Regions from separate parts of the Mus musculus genome. Here regions 1, 2, 3, 4, 5 and 7 are each linked to region 6. Evidence: chromatin loops called from intact Hi-C (ENCODE). Cell type or tissue: heart. All regions are shown on one strand. Region 1 overlaps Ints9 (integrator complex subunit 9). Region 2 holds the start of Extl3 (exostosin-like glycosyltransferase 3). Region 3 overlaps Hmbox1 (homeobox containing 1). Region 4 overlaps Kif13b (kinesin family member 13B). Region 5 overlaps Hmbox1 (homeobox containing 1). Region 6 has its middle 22 kb from the start of Gm41177. Region 7 overlaps Extl3 (exostosin-like glycosyltransferase 3).

What was found. Peaks named below come from ENCODE experiments on the same cell type or tissue, not always from the same donor. Only the 100,000 strongest peaks of a DNase experiment are listed, where the experiment ranks them.
Region 1: a loop joins it to region 6, with 8 times the contacts of the local background. A loop is called at or near these places in 37 of 42 quality-filtered maps.
Region 2: it touches region 6 in a loop (6-fold over the local background); 21 of 42 quality-filtered maps call a loop at or near these places.
Region 3: it touches region 6 in a loop (3.0-fold over the local background); 7 of 42 quality-filtered maps call a loop at or near these places.
Region 4: it touches region 6 in a loop (2.3-fold over the local background); 13 of 42 quality-filtered maps call a loop at or near these places.
Region 5: it touches region 6 in a loop (4-fold over the local background); 6 of 42 quality-filtered maps call a loop at or near these places.
Region 7: it touches region 6 in a loop (5-fold over the local background); 28 of 42 quality-filtered maps call a loop at or near these places.

The regions. Positions count from the first base shown.
Region 1 is chr14:65,024,644-65,028,643 of GRCm38, reverse strand. Ints9 (integrator complex subunit 9) reads right to left here. Exons shown (of 17, transcript NM_153414.5): 11 at 2,179-2,239. Among named protein-coding and RNA genes, the nearest start is that of Gm52118, 20 kb to the left of the region's middle. In heart, a CTCF peak has its summit at 2,288 (motif pointing left); a DNase peak (open chromatin) is centred at 2,293; H3K27ac peaks cover 24 bases.
Region 2 is chr14:65,095,992-65,099,991 of GRCm38, reverse strand. It overlaps Extl3 (exostosin-like glycosyltransferase 3), which reads left to right and starts at 1,886. Exons shown (of 7, transcript NM_018788.3): 1 at 1,886-1,995. Gm52119 (a long non-coding RNA gene) reads right to left here and starts at 622. Exons shown (of 3, transcript XR_003951142.1): 1 at 1-622. In heart, a CTCF peak has its summit at 1,880 (motif pointing right); DNase peaks (open chromatin) are centred at 1,831 and 2,401; H3K4me3 peaks cover 1,982 bases; H3K27ac peaks cover 3,082 bases.
Region 3 is chr14:64,863,740-64,867,739 of GRCm38, reverse strand. The region is part of intron 4 of Hmbox1 (homeobox containing 1); the gene reads left to right. Among named protein-coding and RNA genes, the nearest start is that of Hmbox1, 84 kb to the left of the region's middle. In heart, a CTCF peak has its summit at 2,109 (motif pointing left); a DNase peak (open chromatin) is centred at 2,049.
Region 4 is chr14:64,762,665-64,766,664 of GRCm38, reverse strand. It overlaps Kif13b (kinesin family member 13B), which reads right to left. Exons shown (of 40, transcript NM_001081177.2): 25 at 1,516-1,662; 26 at 925-954. Among named protein-coding and RNA genes, the nearest start is that of Gm26225, 11 kb to the right of the region's middle. In heart, a CTCF peak has its summit at 1,758; no DNase peak of the experiment used is centred here; H3K27ac peaks cover 283 bases.
Region 5 is chr14:64,874,126-64,878,125 of GRCm38, reverse strand. All of the region lies in intron 4 of Hmbox1 (homeobox containing 1), which reads left to right. Among named protein-coding and RNA genes, the nearest start is that of Hmbox1, 74 kb to the left of the region's middle. In heart, a CTCF peak has its summit at 1,524 (motif pointing left); a DNase peak (open chromatin) is centred at 1,385.
Region 6 is chr14:65,147,838-65,151,837 of GRCm38, reverse strand. It overlaps a transcript of Extl3 not described here. Among named protein-coding and RNA genes, the nearest start is that of Gm41177, 22 kb to the left of the region's middle. In heart, a CTCF peak has its summit at 1,639 (motif pointing right); a DNase peak (open chromatin) is centred at 1,827; H3K4me3 peaks cover 1,769 bases; H3K27ac peaks cover 1,253 bases.
Region 7 is chr14:65,067,715-65,071,714 of GRCm38, reverse strand. The region is part of intron 3 of Extl3 (exostosin-like glycosyltransferase 3); the gene reads left to right. Among named protein-coding and RNA genes, the nearest start is that of Gm52118, 23 kb to the right of the region's middle. In heart, a CTCF peak has its summit at 2,255 (motif pointing left); DNase peaks (open chromatin) are centred at 264, 674 and 2,254; H3K27ac peaks cover 1,346 bases.

The DNA of each region.
Region 1 (4,000 bases), 120 kb after region 6:
GCCAACCACAGCAGCAGACGCTGCTCCTTATCCAGTACAATGGCCGATGTTAGACCCACCACACCAAATGCTGGCCAGAGTGTAGTACAGAGGACTCTCTCCCTCCTTGCTGGTGGGATGAGAAATGGCACAGCCACTGTGGAAGACTTTGTTGTTGTATATATACACTTACCAGAGGACCCAGTAATCATGCTCCTTTGATATTTAACTCAAAGGAGCTGATAGCTTAAGATCCACATGTACAGCAGTTTGCTTACAACTGTCAACACTTGAAAACAACTAACATGTCCTGCAGTTGGTAAACGGATAAACTGGCACATCAAGATAAGACTATGGACTATGAATTCAGTGCTGAAGAAGCTATGAGAAGATGGAGATGAATGCATTACTAAGCAAAAGATGAGAATATGAAGAGGCTGCACACTACGTTGGTTGAACATTGGCATTCTGGGAAAGACAATGGAGTGGAGGCAGAGGTTGCACCACAAAGCCCACATAACTCTGGATGGGCCTTTGAGTACACAGTAGGGGCATCATCCAGAGTTCTTGTGCATTTTCGGCAATATTCTCGTGTATTATGGTATACAGAACAGAGGCACCAAGTGTGTTTATAGCTGTGTCGGACACTGCTGTTTCTGAAATGGAGATATCAGCCGAGAATTCTTTTAACAAAAATCAAGGAATAACCTGTCCAATAACAGGAGAACTATTAAGAGTGAATTAAGTCACTGTTGTGTATCTGTGATATAGGACTGATGACTGGCCGCAATAACACAGTAATAATACCACGAGTCACCCAGAGGAAAGCGAGTGAGATGCAAACCACTGATGGGGATCAAACAGAGGCACAGACACACCCAGCAGGTCTATAAGGACAGGACTTCCCATATGGTCCAGGGAATACACAGTTGGTAAAGTGCTTGCTGTAAGGACCTGAGTTTGGGCCCTCAGCACCCACATGAAAAGCTGGTGTGCCTATGTGTGCCCAGTCCTGGGGATGTGCAGTCAGGAGGATTTCTGAGGCCTGAAAGCCAGCCAGCCTGGCTGAATTAATAAGGTCCAGCTTCTGTAGGATAACTTATCTCAGCTTGGCGTGGTGGGGCGTGGTGGCGCACGCCTTTAATCCCAGCACTCGGGAGGCAGAGGCAGGCGGATTTCTGAGTTGGAGGCCAGCCTGGTCTACACAGTGAGTTCCAGGACAGCCAGGGCTACACAGAGAAACCCTGTCTCAAAAACCAAAACCAAAACCAAAACCAAAACAAACCAAAAACAAAAAAACTTATCTCAAAAAACCAAGGTGGGGGGGGGGGGGAGGATTAAGGTTGGTAACTGATGCACACATATATGGACATATATATATAAATAATTTGAAAATTAAATAAATTTTACATATATGATTGACATGTCTAGAAGGAACATTTTAAAGAGAATGTTTACTTTTATTTAATGTGTGTATTTTTGCCTGTATATATTGAGTCAGATCTCCCGGAACTGGAGTTTACAGATGCTTGTGAGCCACCACGTGGTGGTGGGAATTGAACCTGGGTCCTCTGGAAAAGTATCCAGTGCTTTTAATTTTAACTACTGAGCATTTCTCCAGCCCTTAGAGAGAACATTTGGTAATAGATTTGCTCCTATGGAAGGTGGGAGTAGATATCAGAATAAAATTCCCCGGAATAAGCTATAACAGGAGGGCTGTGAACTGCCCAGACTTATGGTAATACGATGTGTTTATTAGAGGGAGCAAATTAATTAAATGAATTGTGTGCTGGAGTACTTTTCAACCTTTCTATTTATTTATTTTTTTGAATTATAGTCTTGCTGTGTAAACCTGACTGGCCTGGAATTCACTTTGTAAACCAGGCTGGCCTGTCTCTGCCTCCCCAGTGCTGGGATTAAAGGTCTGTACCTTACTCAGCCCCTTTCACAGCGTGTGTGTGTGTGTGTGTGTGTGTGTGTGTGCGCGCACGCGCATGCGCATGTATAGTTTAAGACTTAGTGTTGCTGGATCCCAGGCTGGCCTGGAACTCACACCTGTCTGCTCCCGCAGTGCTGGGTTTACAGGCGTTTGCCACTCTACCTGGCTCTACCTAGGGCTGTTTTAGGCATGAAGACTGCCACTATCCTATGTCACACCACCACCCACATTTCGTTTGGGCCCTTTTGGTATTTTCTTACCTCTGCATGTGGGAAAGGTGGTTCTGGGAGGTAAACTTTACTCTGTTTGTTGTGACAAAGCCTTTAAAGAGGAAGACACAGGTGTTAGGCAGTGTACTGGGCGTCTACTGCCACCTAGTGGCAGCAGCACAAACACTAAACACTCCAGTTTTTTAAAGCTTTCACTCTGGCATTGACTCTGAATAAAAGCTGGGCCTGGCTCATGCAGGATGCTGTTTCAGGTAAGTACAGCTTTTATGAAAACAAAAACAAAAACAAAACAAAACAAACAAACAAAAAAAACCCCAAAACCAAAACCAAACCAAACCGAACCAAACCAAACTAACAACAAAAAACCCCTACTTGTTTAAAATAATCCAGTCCCAAGGGATGGTAGGCCCTCTTCAGCCTCTGCAGGCTGTGCACTGCGCATGTGTTACACAGACAGTCATGCAAGCTGAACACACACACATAAAATGAAAATAAGTAAATCTTCAGAAAAGAGAACAAGAACTAAGAAGTAATAAGAGAGCAGGGGTAGTGGTGTATGCTTGCAATCTCAGCAGTTAGAACCCTGGGGGAAGGAAAATCCAGAGTTCAGAGCTAGCCTCAGCTACATAGTGAGTTGAAGCCAGCCTCAGCAACACGAACCCTGCTTCAAAGAAGCGGTGTGTGAGCCCATGCAGCAGTGCCCGTGCAGAGACCGGGCAGCCGCGCAGGGGCTGTACACTAGACACTCAGGTTTTGGAGCTACCATTTTTATAACTGTTTTGAGTTTTGCTTTGTGCATGTTAGACAAGAACTCTGCCTTGGCACTGTGTCCCAGACTTGATTTGGATCTGGGCTGCTTTCCACTCTTGGTCCTTTTCCTGTTTCAGGATCCAGTCTGAGACACCATGTTATGTTTAGTGCCTTTCTGAGACATGGCTTCTTGCTGCCGCCCACGCCCTCTCCATTACAGTAGCACTACTCACACCAGTTGTAGGGAACTGAGATGGGAGGATTAGAGTTTGAGGCCAGACTGGGTTACATACCTAGAGAGACTTTGCTCAAAACAAAAGCTACAGAGGAGCCTCGGAAACTGCAATGTGACAAACAAGACCAGAAAGCTCAACAACTGGCCAGCCGATGGGCTCTGACTGTCTGTCTCTGTCTGTCTGTCTGTCTGTCTCTTTCTCTCTCTCCTTCACTGTCCTGGGACTCACTCTGTAGACCAGGCTGGCCTCAAACTCAGAGATCCACCTGCCTCTGCCTCCTGAGTGCTGGGATTAAAGTGTGCACCACCATGCCTAGCTTGGGAACTCTCTTTTAAGGACCCTGTCAAAGTACTGTAAAAACAATAGGTTCAGAGGTGAGAATTTAGACTAAGTCCCCAAAATGTATTTATTTTTTTTCTATCTATAGTTTTCTTTCACCTTTCATTATTATTTTTTTAAAGATTTATTTTTATTTTATGTATGTGAGTACACTGTAGCTGTCTTCAGTCACACCAGAAGAGGTCATCGGATCCCATTACAGATGGTTGTGAGCCATTACAGATGGTTGTGAGCCACCATGTGGTTGCTGGGAATTGAACTCAGAACCTTTGGAAGAGCAGTCGGTGTTCTTAACTGCTGAGCCATATTTCCAGCGCTTTCACCTTTCTGTAAAAATCTCTTTTTGGGAGAAGGTAAAAACATGGCAGACACCTTCAGAGAATCACCTGCACATCTAAATGGATACTAGCTCTTGGACACTAGCTGTGTCTGCATTTCAGGTTCAGGAGGGAGAAATCTGAGAGCTTAGTACTGTACCCTGAACAGTAGAGGGCAATGCAGAAGGGACCACAGGACCACTTGCAGAT
Region 2 (4,000 bases), 52 kb after region 6:
TGGCCTCTCCAGCCTGGTGGCACTTGGCTTAGGCACTTGTGGCATCTTTGACCTATTTCCAGCCTTTAGCCAAGAAAAGGCCGATCACTCCCTGCGCCCCAGCCTTGTCTAGTCAATTTCTACCTCCTGCGCTCATCAGTGGGAGAGAGGAGCGTTACATGTCCCCAGAAAGGGAAGGAGGAAGGATGGTTCGATGGTTAGTTGTTGTCAACTTGACACAAGCTAGGATCTTCTGAGAAGAGGGAACCTCAGGTATGGGTGGGTAGCACGTGCCTTTAATCCCAGCAGAGGCAGGCAGATCTTTGTGAGTTTCAGGCCAGCCGGGTCTACATAGTGAGTTCCAAAATAGCCATGTAGAGGGAGACCTCAAAATGTTCTCCCCCAAGTGGAGAGAGGGAGGAGGGAAGGGGGGAAGGGAGAAACTCGTCTATCAGATTGGCCTGTGGGCAAGTCTGGGGCAGACCCAGCCTATTATGCACAGAGCCACCCTTGGGCAGGTGGTCTCTAGTGTAAAAAAGAAAAAAAAAAAAAAAAGAAAAAAAGAAAACTGAGCCAGCCATGGGAAACGAGCCAGTGAACAGCCTAACTTCAAGGCCTCTGTTTCAATTTCTGCCTCCAAGGGCCCTGCCCTGCTTTAAAGTTTATGCTTCAGCTTCTTTCAATAATAAACTGTGACTGGGATGTGTACGCCTAATAAACCCTTTCCTCCCCAAGTTGCTTTTGGTCGTGGTGTTTTATCATAGTTACAAGAGAGTAAAATAGGATAGATGAGGGAAAGAGCGGAGCCTGACTTGGAGATGGGTGGAGAGATCAGGAGATGAGGAGACTGCTCCAGAAAATCAACTGTCAGGGTTTTAAAAATGTTTTGTTTTGCAAAGGGAATGGTTAACTCAGTCTGCCGTGGGAGTGGAATCCTGTTTTCTCAGCCTCCCTGTCCTGAGCACTGGGTCTGGGTGCTCCCAAGAAGGGCAGGTGGAAGGGTCAGCAGCTGTGAAACCATCTCTGGGGTGCAGTTCTCCTTAAAGTAACAGACCACCCAAGCACAGGGATGGAAATGAGCTAACCTAGCTGGGTGTGTCTGGACTCTGTGGAGGAAGCCCTGGGGCAATAGCCTTGTTTTGGGGGACTCAAATAAATACGGAGAAGCAATCTGACTTTAAACTATACTACAATTGTTAATTTTAATAGATGAGTTTGAACTGTTTTCTAAATTAACTCGTGCTACTTTTAAAATTGATCCTATCTCCTCCCTCTTTCCTTCCCTTCTCCTCCTCCCCCCCCCCCCCCCCCCGGTCTCTCTCTGCCTCCTCTGAGCCCTCCCTGCCCCTGCCCCCCCTTCTCTCTATATTCTCTCTGTAGTAGAAGGGTCTTCCCAATTCCCAAACCACAGAGCCTGGCTTTAAAGTATTTAAAAGATACTCCTTTTAGTCCATAACTTGCAAGGTTGATTAATCTGTTTTGCAAAGCCGGGGATTTTTTTTCCCCCTAAGCATCTACTCAGCCCCGCCCTTTATTTGCAGCTAAATATTTAAAAGTGTTTCAGAACTGTGGGTCATTGCTAGCACGGGGTACCACATTTGGGCATGGGCTTATTTTTAGGTTGAGGGTTACCCAGATTAATGGGGCCTCTTCTCCAGGCTCCTGGCCCTTCTCACAATCACTGGCACCCAGCCTGCGCCTGGGATCCAGGAGGGCAGAGCCCACCGCCCCCCTCCGCCTGTGCCTTCGGACGCGTCCGGAAAGTCACGAATGTCTCTGCGCTTTCCTCTCGCTCGGCAGACGCAGGTTCGGCCGTTTCCGGCCCATCTTCGGCAAGTTCCGCCGGCGCGGGTCGGAAATGGCCGCCGGCCGGCAGGGGGAGTGGAGGATCCGGCCGGCAGGGGGAGTGGAGGATCCGGCGCGGCCTGGGAGGCGCGCAGCCGGCGGCCAGAGCGGCTTGTGGGAAGCGGACTTTCACGCAGGCAACGGCGGTGGCTCGTTACTGACTGGAAGCCGGTAGGAGTCCGGGCGGCATGGAAGCCCGAGGACCCGGGCAGGGCTGGAAAGGCTGGTGGGAAGCACCGGGCAGCCTTGAGCTTGCGGCTGTGGCGGGCGGGGGCACGAGCGGCGGTGCCTGGGAGCTGCGGCGGCGGCGCAGCCGGGTAGGCCTGCCCCGCGCGGGGGCCTCGCTCCGCTGGGGCCGGGCACTAGCGGCCCACGGGAACATCTCCCGTGGAAGCGCAGCCTTCAGCTCCCCGCGATCACTCCCACATCTGGCCGCTTCTCCTCGGCACAGCTGCGCGCCGCTGCCCGTCGGGCTCTTCTCTCCAGGTGGCCACTTCCTGCCAGGGGTCCAGGTGTTGCTGTGCTCTGTGTCCTCCCGGGGCCTGGGTGTGCCACAGCTGAGGGATTGGGGGTCCCCGTGACGCCCCACATGGAGTGACTGTTCTGTTGGCGACAGCCCCATGTCAGAGCCCGAGAAGCTGGGCAGCACCGAGTGTTTGCCCTAGTCCATAGTGAGCAGCTGCTTAGCCTCTGTTGAGATATCCACGGCCCTGAGCCCACTGAAAGTCGATGGGTGTCAGCCTCCAGCCTGGATCGCTGCTCTTTAAATTCTCAAGGCCTTTAATAGATCCTCTTCTTTTGGGGAAGAGGAAAGTCAATATGTGATTTAAGAGGTGGCAGTAAGCGGTTCTTCACTTTTGTCTTGTTCTTGTTCCACTTGGAGAGTCTGGCATTTCAAGGCTGGACTTCTTGACCCTCTCTCTTCTACCCTCCCTCCCTTCCCATCCATCCATCCATCCATCCATCCAAGCAGGCTTGGAGGTTCCTGTCTATTGCTCAACAGTTAGCTTTCCCCTCTGACTCAATGACTATAACTCTCTGTAGAGTCTGGGATGGTGGTTCTTCCCTGGGGCATTGATAATCTTGAGTGAAACTAGACTTTCTCAACAGCTTATTCCAGCAGAGGACTTTTATATAAATCGTAATGAAAGAAAAACCACTTTCTTAAACTCTTACTTGGTGTGTTAAACATATCTATTTCCTGTGAGGATTTCCAGATCTTTGCCCGTGGAGAGCCTGAAGAGCCTGAAGAGTTGACGTTAGTCTGAATGCTTTCTGGAGGAGACCTAGAATTGTGGCTATTAAGAATTGTGTGTGGGTGTTTTGTTTTGTTTGGTTGTTGGAGATAGGGTCACGCTGTAGCCCAGGCTGACCTGGAGTTCTTGGTGAGCCTGTTGCTTCAGCCTCTGCAGTGTTGGGATTATAAAGCTGGAGCCACCAAATCCAGACCTAGCATCTTCAGAATCCTTGAGACACCAGTTTGGACACCAAAGGTGAAGGTAGAACTAACAAAAAGCTTTGTGTGTGTGTGTGTGTGTGTGTGTGTGTGTGTGTGTGTTTATTCTCATCCTCACTTTCTAGAAGAAAAAACCATTATTAAGTACCTGGTGTCTGTTGGAATCTCTTAGTGATTAGGTCTGAGAGCTTTGTTTTTTGCCTGTGAGAGTAAAAGACCTCAGTAACCAGGTGGGAGAGAAAAATGGACTCTAGAAGAGAGGGGGAGGTCTAAAATAGGCTAGTAGCTTTCAGAAGGAAGTGTGCAGGTTGGAAAACGCTGTGCTGTGTGAAGGCGCTAGACCAGGGTGTGGGGTGTGTAGGCAGGCAAGAGGCTCACCAGGAGTTCCAGGCCAGCCTGCTATAAGCCATGATCTCTAGCCTAGTGGGAAAGGTCAGTGAGAGGTGGGGAAGGAGTGAAGCAGGGCCTGTCAGTTGAGTGACTGAGTTGGTTTGCTTCTTTACCTGTGGAACCCAGGGCTTCCCACATGCTGTACGGCACGCCCTCTACCATTGAGCTACAGCCTTTGCTTTGGTGGTAGCTGGAGAGGGGTTAAAGGTATTGTTTAAAGTAAAATAAGGTATTAGAAATAAGAGTGTCTCACCAGATGGAGTCCCGGTGAGGCTCTAATTGTCTCTGTACATAGTTCAGTGTGAAGCAAGGACTAAGAACCAAGGCTGC
Region 3 (4,000 bases), 280 kb after region 6:
ATCGAGAGCTGCCGTGTAGGTGCTGCATGGTGAGCCCTTGATAGTTTGCACAGCCTTGAAAAGGGTGACTTTGAGAGCATACTTGTCAGTGCCTTTATAGAAGTTGTCTTGCTTTCCTTTCACAGAGGCATGCCATCGGTAGAGATTCTTGCTGTGCCCTTCCCACTCACTTTACTGCAGCTGCACAGATCCTGAAGGAACAGTGACCCCAATTTATCTCTGTAAATGTATTGTCCTCCAAATATGTAACGGATACAGACCCTCAAGTGGATAAGGCCTGGCTAACCCAGCACCAGTCAACTTGAACTAGTAAGAAGAACTCCATGTGAGATAGTGCCAACAAGAATTAAGCTGAAAATGCAAAAATTATGTATAGACTGAAATCAGAACCAAGAAAGGGCAGGAAGAGAACTATATTTTGAGTCATACCATGATCACACACATGCACATTTTTCAAAACTCATTGTATACATATGAGAATAAACCTTTGTAGAATATACCTCAGTTTACAACAAATATATAGGGCTTCAAAGTCAGAAAATTGGGGAATGAGAAAATCTTGAATCCATTTAAACCTAGCCCTGAGTAAGTTGTGGTGGAGACTCTGGGTCAGGACCAAATGAAAGTGAAACTAAAAATCAGAAGTTAATGTGAAGATTACAGTAAAGACAGAGGTCCCAGAGCGAGTGAGTGTGTGTGGCTTCCTCATCTGTTGCTGCATAAAATTTTATCCCAGAATTTATTAGCATCTTGAAACATAAGCCTCTAGTATTCCAGACAATATACATCAGAAATGCAGAAGCAGCTTTGCCAGGTCAGTTAAGCTTTAGCTTAAAAACTAAATCTAACTCCCTCTTCCAGCCTCCATGGACATCAGGCACACACACGTGTGGACATACATCATTCATACACACAACAGAAAATGTAAAAAGAATAGTCAATAAAAAGTCACCGTGAAGCTGGTCCAATGACTCAGCTCTAACCCCAGCACTCAGGAGGCTGAGGGAGAAGGAGCAGCAAGCGTTCAAAGCCAGCTCAGGCTACAGAGTGAGACATGCCTGCCATGGAGCAAACAGCACAAGACAGAGCTAGAGGTCTCCTGAGGTTGCTGTCTCCTGGGTTAAGAGAGGAATTGGATGAACATTGTGCATGGTGGAGAAAGTCAGTCTCTTACTATGTGTATGCTCTTTAAAAGTTTATGTGTTACATGTATTGGGAAGGTCTTATGCATCCATACCAAACAAACAAGAATGATTCTAAGGTAATAAATAAGAAAGTGGTGGAAAAAAAGTATTTTCTTATGTGTGTTCAACATACTTGAATTTTTATAGAGAATATATAATTAGAATATAATTATAATGTGGCACTCAAAAGCACTAAAATAGGAAGCTTAAGTGTGGGAGACAAGCTTGAGGCACATAGTGACTTCCAGGCCAGCCAGGGCTATCTAGTGAGACTCTGGCTCAAATATAACAAAACATATCTAAACATAGCTCTGATTGAGGTAGAAAATTGCTAAAGGACTTTGAAAATTGCTGAACGTTCATAAGGATTTTGTATTTTGTAGTTCTGAGATGGCCTGTTGGGGCCATCAGAGTCGTTACGGTTGTTCAGGTAAAAGAGGCTGAACAGGGGAGTGATGACTAGAAGAAAGAGCTTTGGTAAAAATGCAAGCTTTAGGGGAGGGAGTGGGTGAGAGGTTAAGCTGAGCTAACTCCTATAGGAAGATGAGCAGATGAGGGGGGAGGATAATGGATTAGGCTTACTGTGTTGGTCTATGAGAAATTCTCATTAAAGTTGCCTAGCCAGTGGTTTCCAAGAACAGGCTGTGCCCTGAGAGTCTCTTGCATTTACATGACATTTTAAATCATTGTTGATAATTACGATGATCAAAGAAAGAGGCTTAAATATGGAATCCCAGTGGCCACTAATGAGTAGAAAGCTAACATAGCACCTGGAGCCAAAATGATCATGCTCTGGAGGGGCTGTGTCCCTCATTCCAAGGTGAAGAGCCAGTAGGTTGTGGCAGGAAACAAAACATGGAGAGGAATCCAGAGTCCAGTGTTGAGATTTAGAAGGCTGGGTTCTAGTTGAGAGCCCTCTAGTGGAGGAAGCGTGGTGTGTAAACTCCAGAGAGGAGTCAGTAAAGCTGACGTTCACAAGACATTATGGATGCCAGCTAAAGACTACCTCCAACCACTTTGGATATAAGGGGCTTACTTTCTCACTGGAAAGAAATTAAGCAGGGCTTAGTTTTAGTCGGTGTATGTAAATTATATGAAACTTTGCCTTTGCTTCTGCCCTACAAGAGGTAGAAAAGAGGTTTTTGAAGATCTGAAACTTTTCCCAAGAATTTCTTCCACAGCAGGGAAGAGACTATCTGGAATTTTCTCCCAAGGGAAGTAGCAGAGCTGGCAGACAGTGCAGAGAAGCTTCGAGGACCTGAATGTCAAGTCCCACAGAGCTCCCAGAGCAGCCGCGATTGTGGGTCAAGGACCCTAGAGGAAAGTCATTTCTGAGTGTGACATTTGCTGTTTATTCAACTGTTTTGCAATGCCTCTTCTGGAAATGGCTTGGTTAACTGGTTCATTTTCTGCATTTATTGTCCGAATCCAAGGTGAGTCAGGAAGACAGCCTGTATTGCCTGCTCCTCCCTTTGTTTCATTGCATTCATTATTATACAGAGAGAAATGTGTGTGACATTTTTAAGTCCGTCACATGCTTACCTCAGAGTAAAATTGCAGACAAAAAGCAGAAGTGGACTTCTTTTTATAAGTCTTCATTTACTTTAATTGCACTGTTTCTAAAAGAACGAACAGAAACTAAAATATTCAGTGTCAAAAGCCAGGCATTAAAACATTTATAGAAAGATTGAGAAAGTTTTAGTGGTAGAAATGTAGGGAAAATTTACATTTATAGTGTGCATCTGTAAGCTTTTGATATATTTAGATATAAATGTAATACAGGGCATATAAAGTTATATTCATAAAAGCATATACTTTATGTATCAAGGGCATCTTCCCATATTAACATATGTTAATTAAATATATAGTATTAAATATATATAATCTTTGAGTTTTAAAAAATTTGTGGGGACCTTTTTAAATATGTATAGTAGGTGACAACTCAATGACTTTCATAAAGTATAGATATCCACATTACCACCTTCCGTATCAGTAAAGAACATCACTGGCCACTACATAAACCATCATCCTTGACCTTTTTCCTGCATGGGTACCAGTATGCTGATTTACATCCTGATGTATAGTGTAGTGTATGGCTTTTGTATGTTTTTGGCTTTAGGGAAGCAGCGTTGTTTCTGTGAGGTCTGCCCATATACTGTACATATACTACTAGTTTATCCTCTTCCTGTTGCTATGGCAGTCTGCAGTAGAAGACACAGATACCATAATATATGCATTCTGCATTTGATGGCCATTTAAGTTTTGGAACCAGGGAATTCTCTGGGTAATGCTCATTTCTGAAGCTTCTTGTGCATGTCTTTTGAGTATGTGTGTGCTGGGTAATCACGCACTCCTGTGGTATGTATACCTCAAGTTCAGTGTTTATGGATCCTGTCCATTTGCTTCTGGAAATAGCCCTGCTATGTGTGAATTCCATGTTCTTGCTAATACTAAGTATTACTGAGTTATTGTTGTTAGATTAGTTTTGAGAGTTTTGTAGCTTTTAAAACATATTAAATTTAGTCAAGCTGTGGTGGCACACATCTTTAGTTCCAGTACTCAGGAGGCAGAGGCAGTTGGATCTCTGAGTTCAAGGCCAGCCTGGTCTACATCATAAGTTCCAAGAAAGCCAGGGTTACACAGAGAAACCTTTTCTCAAAAAATAAACAATATAACAAAACAAAGAAAACATTTAAAGCATGCCAGTTTCTGCTATGGGAATATGCTGTAACTTGATGTCCTCTGGATGGGCTTTGCTACCTGCAACACAGCATGTACAGCTCTCATGGCTGATGGGCACTGTGTTCTAACATGAG
Region 4 (4,000 bases), 390 kb after region 6:
GTCAGCACCTGCCAGCACGCCAGTCTGACTTCACTTCCTTTAGTAACATGGTTAGGGGCTGGTGGTTCAGAGGAATGCTGCAGATGTCAGTGTCTGGATTTCAACAGCACATTTAACCAAATAGCCTATGACATTCCTGTGGACAAGATGGAGAAAACGTGCTGTGCATCTCCTCTAAGTGCAATCACAGGGACCTCAAATACCACATCCAGAAAGCAGTGATGAATGGGATAATGTCTGTTTAAAAGAAGGCTCCATTCTCTTAGTTCATACTCTGAGTTCAACCCAGCTGATATGGTGAGGTTTTTCTCTTGCCTTTTTTTCTTTTAATCAGTGACTTATAGGAAAGCAGACATTTCTATCAAATTAGGATGATGCAAAGCCAGGAGAGTGACTACAGCAGATGACATAATCAGGCTCCAAAGAGCCTGGGCAGTTCTAAATGATGACAACAAGATGCAACTTCACAGACATAAACAAAATCTGGCACATTAGGAAAAGAAACGACAGAGAAACAAAACCTCCAAAACTAATGGACAGCTCAAGGAAGGGGGCATTCAGGGTGACCTAGTCTCACACATGTAAGACGCAGAAATAGATGTGCACGTGCATGTGCGCGCACACACCCATATATTCCCTAAGCCCATGGGTGACTCAGCTCAAGGGAATCCCAGGCAAGGTAGCTGGGAGGTGGCTTTGTAAATAGGCCAATGCAGTGTCCCTGATTAAGAAAGGACTTTGTCACAGGGTGTCCTAATCCTAGCCCATGAACCCCTACAATACACAGCCTTTCCATACTTTGTTTGACTTTTTGGGAAAAGCAGAATTGTTTAATTATCAAGTAGCAGTGCAGAAAGATCCTGGCCTGTGTAATTAAGTACTTGAATCAAGCTGATTTGATGAGGCCAACAGGTGCTCAATTACCTGGTAGCTGTCCATGTCCTCCTCTTCCTCCTAAAAGAAAACAACGTATTATGTAGAACCAAAACAATTATTTACCCCCACATCAGGCCTCCAACCACAACCACTATGTTCTCCCCCAGTTCCTGTCTTCTTGTCTAATTGATACATCACACCTTGGCCTCCCACCCAGCCTTACCAGCCATCCCATGTCGAAGCTGGTAAGACTTGGAGCTTCTAGGGGGGAGTGAAGAGGCTCCCCTGACCTTTTCAGACTCAGTACAATGATCTCCCTGCTGGGCTTACCACCCCCTACTCCAGGGGAAATCAAACACCCGCTGGCAAAGAGTCTTTACCAGCCAGTGGGGGTTCTTTAGAGGGGTGGGCCATGGGAGGAAGTTAATCACTGCTAGGCTTGGTGGTTTGCCAGGCTGAGAGGTTTTAACTCTCAGTTCACCACACAACAGGACAAAGCATAGTAACAGCCTAGTACAGGTGCTCTTGTCAAGACAGTGCACTGAAGGAGACACCAATGGTGGGGCAGGGGTGGCAGTCTCAAACGATTCTGCTCTGCTGTTGCCTTTCAAAAAGCACAGAGCAGGCCCAGAAACTTACATGGACATTCTCGTGGATCTTAGGGGACCGGAGTGGCCTAACTTTCACACACCCAATGCCAACTGACAATATGCACTCTTCCATCAGTGGTAAAGTTCCTGACTCCTGCACAGACTTCACTTCAACTTGAACTCGCCGAGACTGCCCCTGCAGCACAGAGATTTGGGAACATATACACAAACACACACAAAATCAGCTTCATGAGTTTCAAAACTCTGGTTTAGAGAGACCCCTATAGGCTGATATAGAAAAATGCAATTGGCTTTCATCTACCTCATAACTGTTAAGTACTAAAGCATACATTCTAACCTAGTCAGGAAAATGAATTTTCTTTCAAATAGACAGAAAATCAAAATGAGCATATTTTTCTATAATTCCTAAATAACTAGAAACTAAAAGAAAATTATTTTAATGAACAATAGGGGCTTGCTATATAGCTTTGCTATGTAGCTATGTAGCTCTGGCCTACCTACACTGGCCTAATTTTGAATTCAAGGCAATCCTCCTGGCTCAGCCTGGAAAATTCTGGTGCTGGTATGTGACAAAACACCAGGTAAATGAAAACTTACAAGCAAAGGAAATGCAAACAGTGTCTAATAAAAAGTGTTGAACTGAGCCAGGTGTGGTGGTTCACACTGTAACTTTAGTACTCCAGAAATTGGCAGGGAGATCTCCATGCTTGAGGTTATCCTGGGCTGCATAGAGTTCTGGGGCTACCTAATGAGACCTAGACTGAAAAAGGGCAACTTCCAGACAAGGCAACCATGAGAGCTTTTATTTCAACCTACTAAGTGAGAAGTTACTTCCAACAGAGATCATGGTTATGAAACAAATAATGTCAATCCTGTGGGACAGGGATTTAAACTGGCCAAGCTTGGTCAAGGGCTAAACTGTAAGTCACCTTTGCCCCAGCAACTGGACAATCAAGTACATGGATAAGTACTCTGAAGTGCCATGAAGAACAAGGTAGTAGACCTATATGGAATGTGAACAACTGTTTAAAGTGTGATGTCCTATAGCTGTCACTAAGCAACTGGTGCAGAAAAACACTTGCAGCCTACATATGTTAAAGCACAGGGTACCAAAGTTGGGATTCAGTCTTATTTTAAAGATAAGAACTGCCAGGCAGTAGTGATGCACACCTTTCATCCCATCCCTAGGGAGGCAGAGACAGGCAAATTTCTGTGCATTCTAGGCCAGCCTGATCTACAGAGCAAGTCCAGATCAGCCAGGGATACAAAGAGAAACCCTATCCTGAAACAATCAATCAATCAATCAATCAATCAATCAATACAAACAAATAACAAAAAAGATAAGAACTGACCTGTATACAATGCCCTTTTCACAGAATTAAAGAAATCAAGCTGCAAATGTGATCAGAACTGACCCTGCTTGGGTGTCCAGAACAAGCCCTGTGACTCCGCACACTTAGGCAGACACTGGGAAGGGTTCCTGGTATCCCCAAGCATGGTAGGAACAGAGAAGAGCATCTAAGCAACAGAACTTAAACATCCAATTTTAAGTCAATTACTTTTCCTCTCATCTAGAAATTAAGCTCCCAAGAGTTTTGCACAGCCAGGAACATCCACTCAAGCAGCCACAGGCTCGGACTAACAACATCTGATGGACAGTCACTGATCTGAACATTTCCAAGGAGTATGCATCTGATATTTTATGGGAAAAGTCACTCAGTAAACATGTTTTATTTCATTGTTATTATTATTACCCTTGTGTGTGTGCATATGAGGGTGAACATGCCATGGTCCACACTGCAGGTCAGATGACAACTTTACAGTCACTTCTCACCTTTCATCTTCACTAGGGTCCCAGAGACTGAATGTGGGTCTTCAGGCTTATGTGGCAAGCACCTTTACCCACTTTATTAAGTCTAAGGCCACTTCATCATTTCAGGTAGCTGCCTTCTGTCTCTTTAGCCTATCCTGAATATTTGAAACATAATATGGAAGACAGAGGAAGGCTTACTGTCTCAGAGAACACATTGGGACATTCTCTCAGCCACTACTCTGAATCCCATTCCTGCTATTGTGGTCCCCTCTGTTCCTGCAGCATCTCACCATGGTTACAAACATCCCTTACCCTGCTTCTGTGACAGCCTCTATCATCTCACTTCCCTCCTACAAGGGCCTTCGCTCAAGCAGAGCCCCACCTTGAGTCCTTACGCTGTCACCTGAGAGAGGAACCCTTTACCAAGCTGGAGTGTCTTTCTCAGCACTGAGGTGAGGATGCTCGTCCTTCGCTGAAGCCTTCCTGGCATCTCTGGACACTCTCCGTCAAGGGTCTGAGGTACAACTGACACTGACACATCCAGCTGACAGTAAGCTTCAGAAAAGGCACCGAGCCTGGCTTCCTAAGATGACTTCCTAAGGCCGCCAAGGAAAACGCCTAGGGAAAGATCTTCACCCTCAGAAATTCGTCTGTGTCTCCCTACAGTGCCATGTCTCTGCATAATACTGTAGCTGAGAAT
Region 5 (4,000 bases), 270 kb after region 6:
GCTCTCAGTACCTTCATCTGGTCTGGTTATGGGCAGCACCGCTTTCATGGCTTGAGTTGGAAATAGTTGGTAATTTAGGTTTTTTCTCCTAGACTTTTGTTCACTTCACCTTGATTACAGATTTGGTTGAGATACCACTGTTCACAAGATTTCCTCATGGCCCTTTTTATGTCTGCAGAGATGAGCCCCAGCCTCACCAGTGAGTTCTTTTTCTTTTGGCTTGTGTGTCTAGCTGAAGGCGTACTTGCACCTGCAAGCTTCTGTCAAAGCACTGCCTTGGCCTCTCCATTGTGAAAGTTTATGATATGGCTTTTTTCTTACATCTCAAAGTTATTTTATAATTTCTTCCTTGGCTCATTGGCTAGGAAAGTATTGTTTAATTTCTCTGTGTTGTTGGGTTTCCCAGGGTTTTTCTCTGCTGTTTTCTTTTTCTCATTTAACTCAGTAGCTTCTACATTTTAGGCATGCACTCCACCACTGCTGCCTCCAGATGCCACTGATCCCATAGCAACTGGAGAAATAATCTGTTTATTCCTTCTGGAAATAGTGTCACCTTTTCTGGAGAGTGTTCCATGTACACTTCTCTGTAGTTTGAGGACTGAGGGACATGTCATTCTCTAAAGTAGAGTAAATGTCACCTTGGTAAACATGAGAGTGACACGTTTTCTGCATGTGCTGGGTAGAACGTTTGCTCGGCTTTGCTTCCTGTGCATGTGTTGTTTCCTTACTGTTCTCTAACTATTTTATTTCTGGAAAGTGGGGTACCTACAAGTGGTGTGTTAGTTTTATGAGTTTCTCCCTTCAGTTCTCATTAGGTTTTTGTTGCATGGAGTTTCCCCTCCCATAATTCCTCCCATTCCCCTGGACCTTCCCTTTCCCCCAAATCCACCCGCACACCCATCTCCCTAGAAAAAAGCAAGCCTCTGAGGGACATCAGCTGAACACAGCACAACAAGATATAGTAAGACCAGGCACAAACCAAGGTGGCAAGGCAACCCAGTAGGAGAAAAAGGGTTCTACGATCAGGCAAAATAGTCAGAGCTATCCCCCACTCTCATTGTCAGGAGTCCACCCTCAAAAACACCAAGCCAACCACCATAACCTAGATGGAGAAGACTTCATGTAGACCCATGCTGGTTCCACAATTGCCAATTCTGTCTCTATGAGCCCTGCTTAGTTCATTCTTTTGGGTTATCCTCTCCTGTGCTCTTGACCCCACTGGCTCTCACTGTGACTTCCCTTAAGCTCTCACTGTGACTTCCCTTAAGCTCTAAGAGGAGTGACCTAATGAAGACCTCCAACCTGGGCTGTCTCTTCACCTAATATCTAGCTGTGAATCTCTGTGGACGGCCCTTCAGCTGATGATGAGTGGACTTGGCACCAGTCTATGAGTATAGCAGACCATCATTAGGGATCATTTCATAGACAACCCCATACCCGCACTGCATTTGGTTCTACTCAGGTCTCTGGGTTATGCAACTTTTGGTTGCTGGTTATCCAGGCAGTGTCAGGCTTGGGCTCCCTCTTGTGGCATGGGCCTCAAATTAGACCAGTCATTGGTTAGACACTCCTACATGTTCTGCTCCATCACTGCCCTAGCACATTTTGTGAACAGGACAGATTGTAGGTCGAAGGTTTTGTGGCTAGGTTGGTATCCTAGTCCCACCACTGGAAGCCTTGCCTGCTTATAAACGATGTTCAGGCTCTATGTCCTCCATTAGTAGGAGTCCTTGTCAGGGACCACCTTGTATATTACAGAGGGTTTCAATTGCACTAGGTTTCTACATTACCCTGCAAATGCCTTCCTTTTCCAGTTTTCTCTCCCATGCTCTCTTCCTTTACCCTCACACTTGATCCTTCCTATTTCCATTCTGGCTTTCCCCTAGTCCACCTGCAAAATCTATTCTATTTCCTCTTCTCAGGAGATCCATGTTTACCCCCTTGAGCCTTCCCTGTTACTTAGCCTCTCTGGGTCTGTAGATTGTAGCATGATTATCCATTATTTACCAGCTAATATCCTCTTATAAATAAGCACAAACCATGTTTGTCTTTCTGGATCTGAGTTACCTCACTCAGGATAATTTCTTCTAATTCCATCCATTTGCCTGTAAATTTCATGTTGTCATTTCTTTTTAACTGATGAGTAATATTTTTACATTTTCTTCATTAGTTCTTCAGTTTAGGGACATCTATGCTGTTTCTAATTTTTGGCTATTATAAATAAACCCACTGTGAACATAGTTGAGCAAATGTCCTTGTGGTATGATGGAGCATCCTTTGGGTAACTGCCCAAAAGTAGCATAGCTGGATCTTGAAATAGATTGATTCTCATTTTCTGGAGGAACTGGCACATTGATTTCCATAGTGGCTTTACAAATTTGCACTTCACCAGCAATGGAGGAGTGTTCCCCTTGCTCCACATCCTCACCAGCATGAGCTGTCACGTGTGTTATTGATCTTAGACATTCTGACAGGTGTAAGATGGAATCTCAAAGTAGTTTTGATTTGCATTTTCCTGATGGCTAAGGATGTTGAACATTTCTTTTAAGCAGTTTCAGCCATTCACAATTCCTTTATTGAGAATTCTTTGTTAAGTCCTGTACCCTATTTTTTAATTGGATTATTTTGTTAGTTGATGTCTAGTTCCCAGAGTTCTTTTTGGTTAGTTTTGTTTTGTTCTTCAGACAGGGTTTTTCTGTGTAGTCCTGACTATCCTGGAACTCAAGTAGCAGGCCAGGCTGGCTTCAAACTCAACTGTTTGTGCCTCCACAGTGCTAGGATAAAAAATATGTGCCACCACGGCCAGCTGAGTTATTTATAATTTTGTATATTAGCCTTCTATCAGATGTGGATGGTGAAAATCTTTTCCCTTTCTGTAGGCTGCCATTTTGCCCTATTGATGGTGTCATTTGTCTTACACAAGCTTTTCAGTTTCATGAGGTCCCATTTATTAATTGTTGATCTTCATGCCTGTTTTATTGGTGTTCTGTTTAAGAAGTTGTCTCCTGTGCCAGTGTGTTCAAAACTATTATTTCCCACTTTTCTCTTGTATTGGCTCAGTGTGTCTAGTGTTATATTGAGGTCTTTGATCCACTTGGACTTGAATTTTGAGCAGTGTGATAAATATGGTTCTATTTGCATTCTTATACAGTCAACATCCAGCTATACCAGCACTGTTTGTTGAAGATGTTTTCTTTTTTCCATTTTGTATTTCTGGCTTTTTTTTTTAAATTAAAAATCAGGTGTCCATAGGTATGTGGGTTTATTACTGGGTCTTCTATTCAAGTCCATTGGTCAATGTGTCTGTTTTTATGCCAATACCATTTGGTTTTTATTACTATGTCTCTGTAATAACGGCTTGAAATGAATATAACCAGAAGTTCTTTTATTGTTGAGGATTGTTTTAATCCTTGGCTTTTTGTTTTTCCTTATGAAGATGAGAATTGTCCTTTCAAAGTCTATAAAGAAGTGTGATGGAATTTAGATGCTTATGTTTAATCTGTTGATTGCTTTTAGTAGGATGTCCATTTTTATTATGTTAATTCTACTCATCTATGAGCATGGGAGATTTTTCCATCTTCTGATATCTTCCTCAATTTTTTTCTTCAGAGGCTTGTAAGTTTTTATCATACAAGTCTTTCACTTGATTGATTAGGAGTTACCCCAAGGTATTTTATATTACTTGTAGCTATTGTAAAGGGTGTTGTTTCCTTGATTTCTTTCTCAGTCCATTTGTATATAGGAAGGCTACTGATTTGTCTGCTTGTTTATTTAATCTGAAACCACTGTACTGAAGGTGTTTATCAGCTGTAGGAGTTCCCTGGTAGAATTATTTGGGTCTTTTATTACATACTATCATATCATCTGCAAATAACAATACCTTGATTTCTTCCTTTCTGATTTATATTCTTTGACCCCCTCTGGTTGTTTTATTGCTCTCACTGGAACTTCAAGTATTTATATTGAATAAATATGGAGAGAGTAGACAGGCTTGTCCCTA
Region 6 (4,000 bases):
AGAAATGGGCCCTTCCCCCAGACCAGGCATTTGGACAGTGTCCGGGCACATCAAATACACACTGTGCAGGTTTCCCAAGTCTCTAGGGCTAGCTTAGCTCAACCACAGTGCCAGGCTTATCTTGAAAGGCAAGGAAGGTGTTACAGGCAGGAAGAAGAGAGCAATTAGTTTGGTCTTACTGTGCTTAAATTATATTAATATTATTTGCTTATATACATACATAATATTACATATATATATGCATATACATATATGTGTATATGTATGTATTATAATATTACAGCCTTTCTGCCATCCATTTGTTTTTATAGGAATTTCCTAAGATTATGCTGTGAGTTTCCAGTGTTTACTCCCAGTTTTGGGTTGCGTCGTCATTCTCTCTCCCTTTATGTGTTGAAGTTTTACACCCCCGATACCACAGAGGAAATCTGATTTAAGTTGGGTCATTGTAGACTCAGTTTGTTTAGGATGAGAGTATGTTGGAACAGAGCAAACCCCTTACCAAAGATGACTGGTCCTATAAGCAGGGATGCAGGCATGTCAGTGGGAACCACTGTAACCAGGAAGATGTTGTCTGTAAGCCCAGGAAGAGGGGTGGGCACAGATTCCTCCCTCTCAGCTTTCAGCACTGGAGCCCACTTTGCTGGGGTGAGTCTCTACTCATAGACTGCTGGCCTCTGGAGTGTGCTCCTGTCTGAGCTCTTTGAGAAGTCTACCAAGCTAACACACTCCCAAAGAAATAGTTTCCTTCTGATACTCTGCCATGATTTGCAGACAAGCTAATTGTTACGGTTCTCTAAGACCTCAGAGACTTTTTTGTGTATTGGTATCTTAAATCACTGAGATGACCTGGGCCTGGTGGTACATGCCTTTGATCCCAGCCCTTAGAGGCAGAGGCAGGCAGGCTATGGAGAGAGAGAGAGAGAGAGAGAGAGAGAGAGAGAGAGAGAGAGAGAGAGAGAGAGAGAGAGAGAGAGAGACTGAGAGACCGAGACCTTGTTTCAAAACAAAACAAACAACAAAACCCCACTGTGTGGGGAAACTGAAATCCTGCTGTGCCGTAGGAAATTAGAACTAGTTCCAACATTCTAGAAACATTTAGAAATTATTTAATAATACATTAAAGGATGGGTGGATATAGCGCTATGCTCCTGGAATCCCAGGACTTTGAGAGACTGAGGCAGAGGGTAGTTCAAGACTGGCTTAGGGTACATAAAGACCCTTTTCAAAAAGCCAGGAAAAAGGAAGGAAGGAAGGAAGGAAGGAAGGAAGGAAGGAAAAGAAAGAGAAATGTAAGGCATATTAAATGGCTATCCTGGGCGCTTTTAATTTTTTGTGCCCCATTGCAATAGCATTTCATAAGTGTCTAGGACTCGGCTGATCTGTGCTTTCACTGGGTAGATACTACACGCTTCTTTGTCATCTTGACATCACTTCTCGTTTTCAACTGTTTTTCTCTGGTTTCAGTAGATTTTCTATTGCCGTCGGTGTTTTAGTTTTCGTTTGTGTTTCTCGGAGGGAAGGGGCTCCAGTTGATTTACAGGTTTCCATTTTATTTAGATATTTTAATGAACAACTGGCAACCAGCCCAGGTCCCCAGGGTCCGAGCCCGCAGCTGCACTCCGGCTGCCGTTACAGAAGCGCCCGCCAGGGGTCAGCACAGGCCCGACATTGGCCTGAGTGTCCCACAATGCACCGGGCTTCAAGCAAGGTAGGCGGGCCAGTCAGAGTTGCTGCTGCGCCTGTGCGGCAGAACCTCAAACTGCGGAGCGGGGCATCCCCATCAAGGGTGCGACCTGAACGTTTGGGCGGGGCCTATATTATGGGGCGTGGTCTATTGAGAGGGTTTGGGCGAGTTTGCGGGGTGGGACTTGGCTGTGGGGGCGGGACCTGGACTTCGGGGCGGGGCCTAGCTGATAAAGGCATGGAGGGGCGTGGTCTACTGTCGGGGGCGGGGCCGGACCAAGAGTTCTGCGAATGTGGAGGTCCATGGGTGTTGCAGACCTCGGCTCCCGGTGTTGTGGCGAGGTAGGGGCTCTGGAGGTTCATATCTTGAGGGCGGGATGTCCTGGAGCGGTGCGGGCGTGACTGCGGGATCTGTAGTTTTCTTTGCATTTCCAAGGTCTCGGGACACCAACTCGGGGCGTCTGGGATCCATTGTGGTGTTTTGTTCAGCTCCAAGCTGTCCCTCTCGTGGGAATGGACGTGACTCTCGGGCGCAGGTGGCTGGTGGGAAATTAGAACCGTGGATTCGAGGGCGCGCACTGCGGGCAGGGATGAGTGGCAGCTGCCACTCCTCAGAAGGTGCTGTCCCTTGAGCTGAGCCGCTGAGGCCCTGATGTCCCAGAAGCCCTGAATGCCACTCAGGATGGCCCCTGGGGGGCCCAGCCCCTCATTGATCCGGAGTGTCTTAGTTTTCGAGTTCATAGTTAGAACTTTGCAAAAAGTACGGTTCGGTAGCTAGGAAGCACTGAAATGCCTGGCGGTTTGGACTTGAGCGTGTCTGCCCCCTCAGCCTGTTCCTACTCCTCTTGGACTTAGTCCTGTAAGTCTCCTTTCTTATTTTCTGTTTCCTTGGGAATGTCACAACTTGGAGGCTTCAGGTCGAAATGCCCATTAAGGTTCTTCCTCAGACCCCTGTTTCCAATCATGTTTTAGTTTTTTTCCTTGTGTATGAGCCTGCGTGTATGTATGTACATTCACTGTGTGTGTGCCTGAAGGCCAGCAGAGGAAATCGGATCCCTACAGTTAGGGATGGTAGTGAGTCGCTGTGGGTATGCTAGGGACTTCTAGAACTCCCATCCTCTCTTAGAATAAAATGTGCTCTTAACCCCCGACCCATCCCTCCAGCTCCATAAATTGTAATTGAAAGGCTTGTTTTATCCTGTTACACATCCATTTTCATAAGCCAGTTGATTTGCTTTTACTTAAACTCTAAGAAATTTCTTATTGCTTAGTAATGTTTATAATTAGAAAAACTATATCGAAAAGGTGATAATCCAGGTGAACACAATCCTAACCAGCAAATGAGTCTCTTGGTGGGAGGCTGTGGGCGGTAAATCAGGCAAACTTGGTTCTCAGACATTTCTGCCACCAAGAAGGCTGAAATATGAAAACCATCTTCACTGTGTCTTCCAAACCTAAAATGTAAATAACTAACACACATTCCTTTTCTTGGTTGCTAGAATTCTTGACTTGATGATCAAAACAACAACAACAAAAAAGTCTTTTTTTTTTTTTTAAGTATTCATTTCTTCTTTTGAGAGAGTGTCTCTCTATGTAGTCCTGGCTTTCCAGAAACTCACTAGATAGCCTGGCCTCAAACTCACAGAGATCCACCTGCCTCTGCCTCCCAAGTGCTGGGGTTAAAAGTGTGGGTGTCACCATGCCCAGCCTCCCCCGCCCCCAATGCTTCTAAATGGTTACTGAATTACCTCTACTCAAGGAGAGGAGTTGACTAACAGTTTGGGTTCTAAATCTTTGTAAAGCAGGAACCTACCTTAATGGTTATTCTGAGTGACTTCATTACTCGGGGATTGTTCCAGTCTGTTTTGTAATGACAGAACACCACCCTAGTTATTCATACACAGATCCTGTTCAGTAGACATCCTATGGTGCTAGGGCTGGAAATGCAGAGATAATTTAAACGTCAGCATCTGGAGCTAACCTAGGAAGGTATATCAACCCAGACAGTGTGGTACTGCAGCATATATTTGCCATGGGGATGGGCGGTGTGGTGATGGGCCAGGCCACAGTGACAGGGCTTTATGTCTCATCTGTTAGTTGCAGGGGTGGGAGAAGACATCTGGAAAAGCTGACACCAGACATAAGTATTAAGGGTGTCTGGCAATCAGGGTCAAGCTATAACAAAATCACAGTGGGCAAGGAAGGAAATTCGAGAACCCAGACAGATGAAGAGTAAGATAGATACCATGCTGCGTGATGTGAGCCAATTCCAAAGGATAAATAATGTATGTCTCTACTTGAACAAGGTCCTTAG
Region 7 (4,000 bases), 80 kb after region 6:
AACTAGGATTGTAAAGTAACTGTGCAAAGTGTGAGGAAAGCTGGAAGAGGCCGTGCCAGTTTAAAGATGCAGTGGCTTTAGGCAGTGGCGCTGTGTGGAAGGCAGAGGCTTGCTGTTAGGGCTGGAACTTGCCATTTGTAATCCAGCTGGTCCCGAGTTCGGCAGACTGGGACAGGGGTGCCTGCCAAGCCCCGTTTGTGAGCTGTCTCAGCGGTGTCTCAGCGGTTTCTCAGCGGTGCTGAGCGCGGCGGTCTCTGTGTGCATCTTCTCCCTGGAGGCTGCCCTCTGCTTTGTGCTGTCTGAGTAATGTTTTCACAGGCTTCATCAGCACTGCTTTTAAAACTTCAAATAGACGTGCCTCATAAGTTAAGACAGGCACTTTTTCTGTGCATGTTAGCCTCATAGTTATGAATGAAAATGAGTTCATGGTGTTACTCTCAACTCCCACCCCCTTGATTGTTCTTGGCCCCTCCCCCTTGTTCACAGAGTAGGCGACTCCCTTCCCGCACCACCCCCCAAGCTCTTTGATGTTGGTGCTCATGTGTTAGAAACTCATAGATAGATGCGGCTTCCTAGGCCTCAAGCTCTTCATTCCTGAGCTCTGTGGTCTGCTTTAAGTCAGAGGAAGTAGCCGCTGTTTCCGTCTGGTGCCTGTGTGATGACAAGGCTGGCTACGGAAGTGTGCTATGCTCGAGGCATTGTTAGAGGCTGGAGGATGTTAGGCTGGGCTGAGCCAGTGTGAACTTAATGGTGTGAAGTGCTAGGTCTGGATTGCTGTCCTGGCCACTGCCCTGTGCTACGAAGAAGGATGTGACAGGAGTCTGGGCTTCTCTGAAGGATGGTGACAGAAGGCCAGCTGACCTGGGAATGTGCTGTGTGAAGCAAGCCAGTGTTCCTGTGAGTTCCTCCAACATGACTGATGTAGGCCAAGAGATGCTCTCCGCATTAGAAAGCAAGGCTAGGGGTCAGATGTTGTGGTACATACACTATACACTTGTATCGTATCTCAGCATCCAGAGGTAGAGCCAGGAGAACTGCAAGCCTATGTAGCCAGCCTGGGCTACATAGGTGAAGCAGGAAGACTGCATGTTAAAGGCCAGCCTGGGCTACACACTGAGTTCAGGGCCTGCCTGAACAGCGCAGCAAGAGGAAAAAATAAATCGGAGCAAATACTAAGGGGCCTCCTGACTTAGCCCTGTCATTCCTAAGCACTCCCCATTGCGTTGAATGTTTGGGATAGCAGAGCCCACTGCTTCCTGGTTCTGCTTACCTACTTACTCATCCGCGTGGTTATTTGATGTGCGTTGGACATCTTGGAGGCAGGCAGTATATGTACCATTCCTTCTGGTCGATGCCAGCCTCCTAATTGAAGCAGTAATTTGAAAGCTAGTCTTCTGAGTTACCAAAGTGTAACACAAAGTACGTCCGTATACCTTCCTGGCACAATGTAAAGAAACAGCCACTCCTGGGGGCTGGGGTGGAGGACAGTACTGTTGTAATTTGAAACAAAACCCCAACAAAAATGGGCATGTTTTTTAAGTTCCTTTCGGTTGACTCGTGTCTTTGACATTTGCCATGCTTTTCGCAAACTCCTAGAGACCAGTGCAGAGCTGTGTACAGTGCGTTTAGGAATGACTAAGTCTCTGTCAGGATTTTGTTGCTGAAACCCCGCAATGGTTGGCTGCTGAGTTGAGCACCTAGATTCCTCCTGCTCCCACCTCCCCTGTGCTGGGCTGAAGGTTGAAGCCTCCGCATTTGGCTTCCGAATCAGAGCTCTTCCCCCATCTTCCCTCTTAGGCTTCTTGACAGTCATCTCAGGGATGGACTTCAGTGAACTTATGCACAAACTTGCTTGTGAATCCAGTCCAGAGCTTGTCTGCTATTTGATTCCTGGCTTTCTGGTCTAGCCTAGTCAGGTCTTTTAAAGAATAAGGAGGGAGCCAGCTGTGCTGGCATATACCTTTTAATCCCAGCAGCTGGAGGGTGAGGCAGGAGGATCTCTGTGAGTAGAGGCCAGCCTGGTCTACATAGTGAGCTCCAGAACAGCCAGGATAATGTAGAGAACTGTCTCAAGTGGTGGCGTGGGGGAGAACAAGGAGGCCCGTAATTTGGCGCCTGTGAAATGCAGTTTATTTAGCTTTCAGCCGAGGAACCACCAGGTTCACACTGTCAATGAAAATCGGGTGAAATTTGCACAGCTTTTCTGATAGGCTCCACAGCCATGCTGCTTTCTTTGTACTGGTACAGAGCCATCTGCTGGGGCTCTTGGGAAGTGCGGCTTTGGTTGGTGGCTTGGAGATCCAGGGAATGTCCTCGCAGTTTGCAGCTTGGCTGAGTCTCTCAGGCTCTGTTGATAATCTTGCTGGAAATGAATTCACAGAACTGGTAATCTTAAAGAGAAGCCTGGGAAATTGAATTTCTCTATATAACTGCTGGGGCGAGGAGGGGCTGTGTTTGCAGAACTGCCTGAATACAGTGCTATGGGTGAACACAAGGGATGCTGGGAGAATGAATGAAAGACGGGCCATTTGAGTGAGCCGTCACCCTGTCCCATCATGTCTCAGGTGGCCACACAATCTTACCTGATAACTTCTCTGAAACTGGGCGCATTTAAAGGGGTAGGATTTTTACCATCACTAAACTTGCCTTTGGGGCTTGCTACTTATGGCCATCTTCTCACTCACTGGGGAGCAAAAGCTGCTGAAAATAAGGGCTTGGTGGCTCCCTTCCTAGCTGTGTGTGTGTCCATCTGTCCGTCCATCCATCCCTGTTGATGTTGCTGAGGACACAATCCAGGACCTTACACTCTAAGTGAGCCTTCTACCACCTAGCAGTACCTTGTGTGCTCTGTTCTCTCCCTCTAGTACTCTCTCCTTTGCTTTCCTTTAACCTAGTTTGACATTCTCTGCCTGGTAAATGGCCAGTCTTTTTCCTGACCAGAACTTGGCCTCTGTTTTGTTACCACTGAATCTGGGCTTCGGAGACCTTGGCTACAAACCCAGGCTTTTTTGTTTTGTTTTGCTTCTTTCTTTCTTTGCGCTTGCGCCTGCCTGCTTTCCTTCTTTCCTTCTTTCTTTCCTTCCTTCCTTCCTTCCTTCCTTCCTTGGTTAAATATTCTTGGGACAAGGTAAGTTTTTGAATCTGTTGCTGGGCTCTGCCACCTGGAATAGCATAGATCCTTCTTGGTGTTGATGGGGCTGGAACAGCTGTGGATCTGAGGCATGTCTAAAGCAGCCCTCCAGCTAATCTGTTACTTCACATACATTTGTAATTGACATCATTTTCTGTGATGGAACAGGGATTAATAATACATTTTTCAATGGTGACTTTGGGTTGAAGACATTTGCAAAGTTGGCAGGAGTTTAGCAGACAGGGGCCTGGGAATGTGAAGAGCAGGACTTTAGCCAGTTCCAATTGAGACTGCCTCCAAAGTCATGCTGATGTGGGAGCAGGTATTCTCTTCATAGCCCTCCCCTCAAGGAAAATCATGAGTCTCAGTGGTGTCATAGGGAGTGTGATAGCTCCCTTTGTTCACAGCACGGTATTAGCAGCTTTTTGTTGTTGTTGTTGTTGCCAGACACTGAGGCAGCTTACAGAGTGAAAGGTTTGTTTGGGCTTATGGTTCCAGAGGGACAAGGCACTGTCATGCCTCCACAGGGAAGTGAGACAGCGGGCATGGCAGCTGGGGCTAACCGCTCACATACTGGCCCACAGCAGGAAGCAAAGAGTAAACTCAGAGTGACCCAAGCCAGAATTCTTAAAGCTCTCACCATTGGTACATATCCTCCGGTAGGCATGCCTCCTAAACTTCCCAGACAGCCACCAAGTGGGAGCCAGACCTATGGGGACATCTCCCTCAAACCACAGTGCCTCAGCTATTAGTCCAACTAATGAGGAAATATTATTTTTACTCTGAGAAAGCAAAGAAGATCTCACAGGGAATGGTCCCTCTCACTTCCACGACACCATCTCCCCTGCACAGAGGATGACCTCCTCCTGA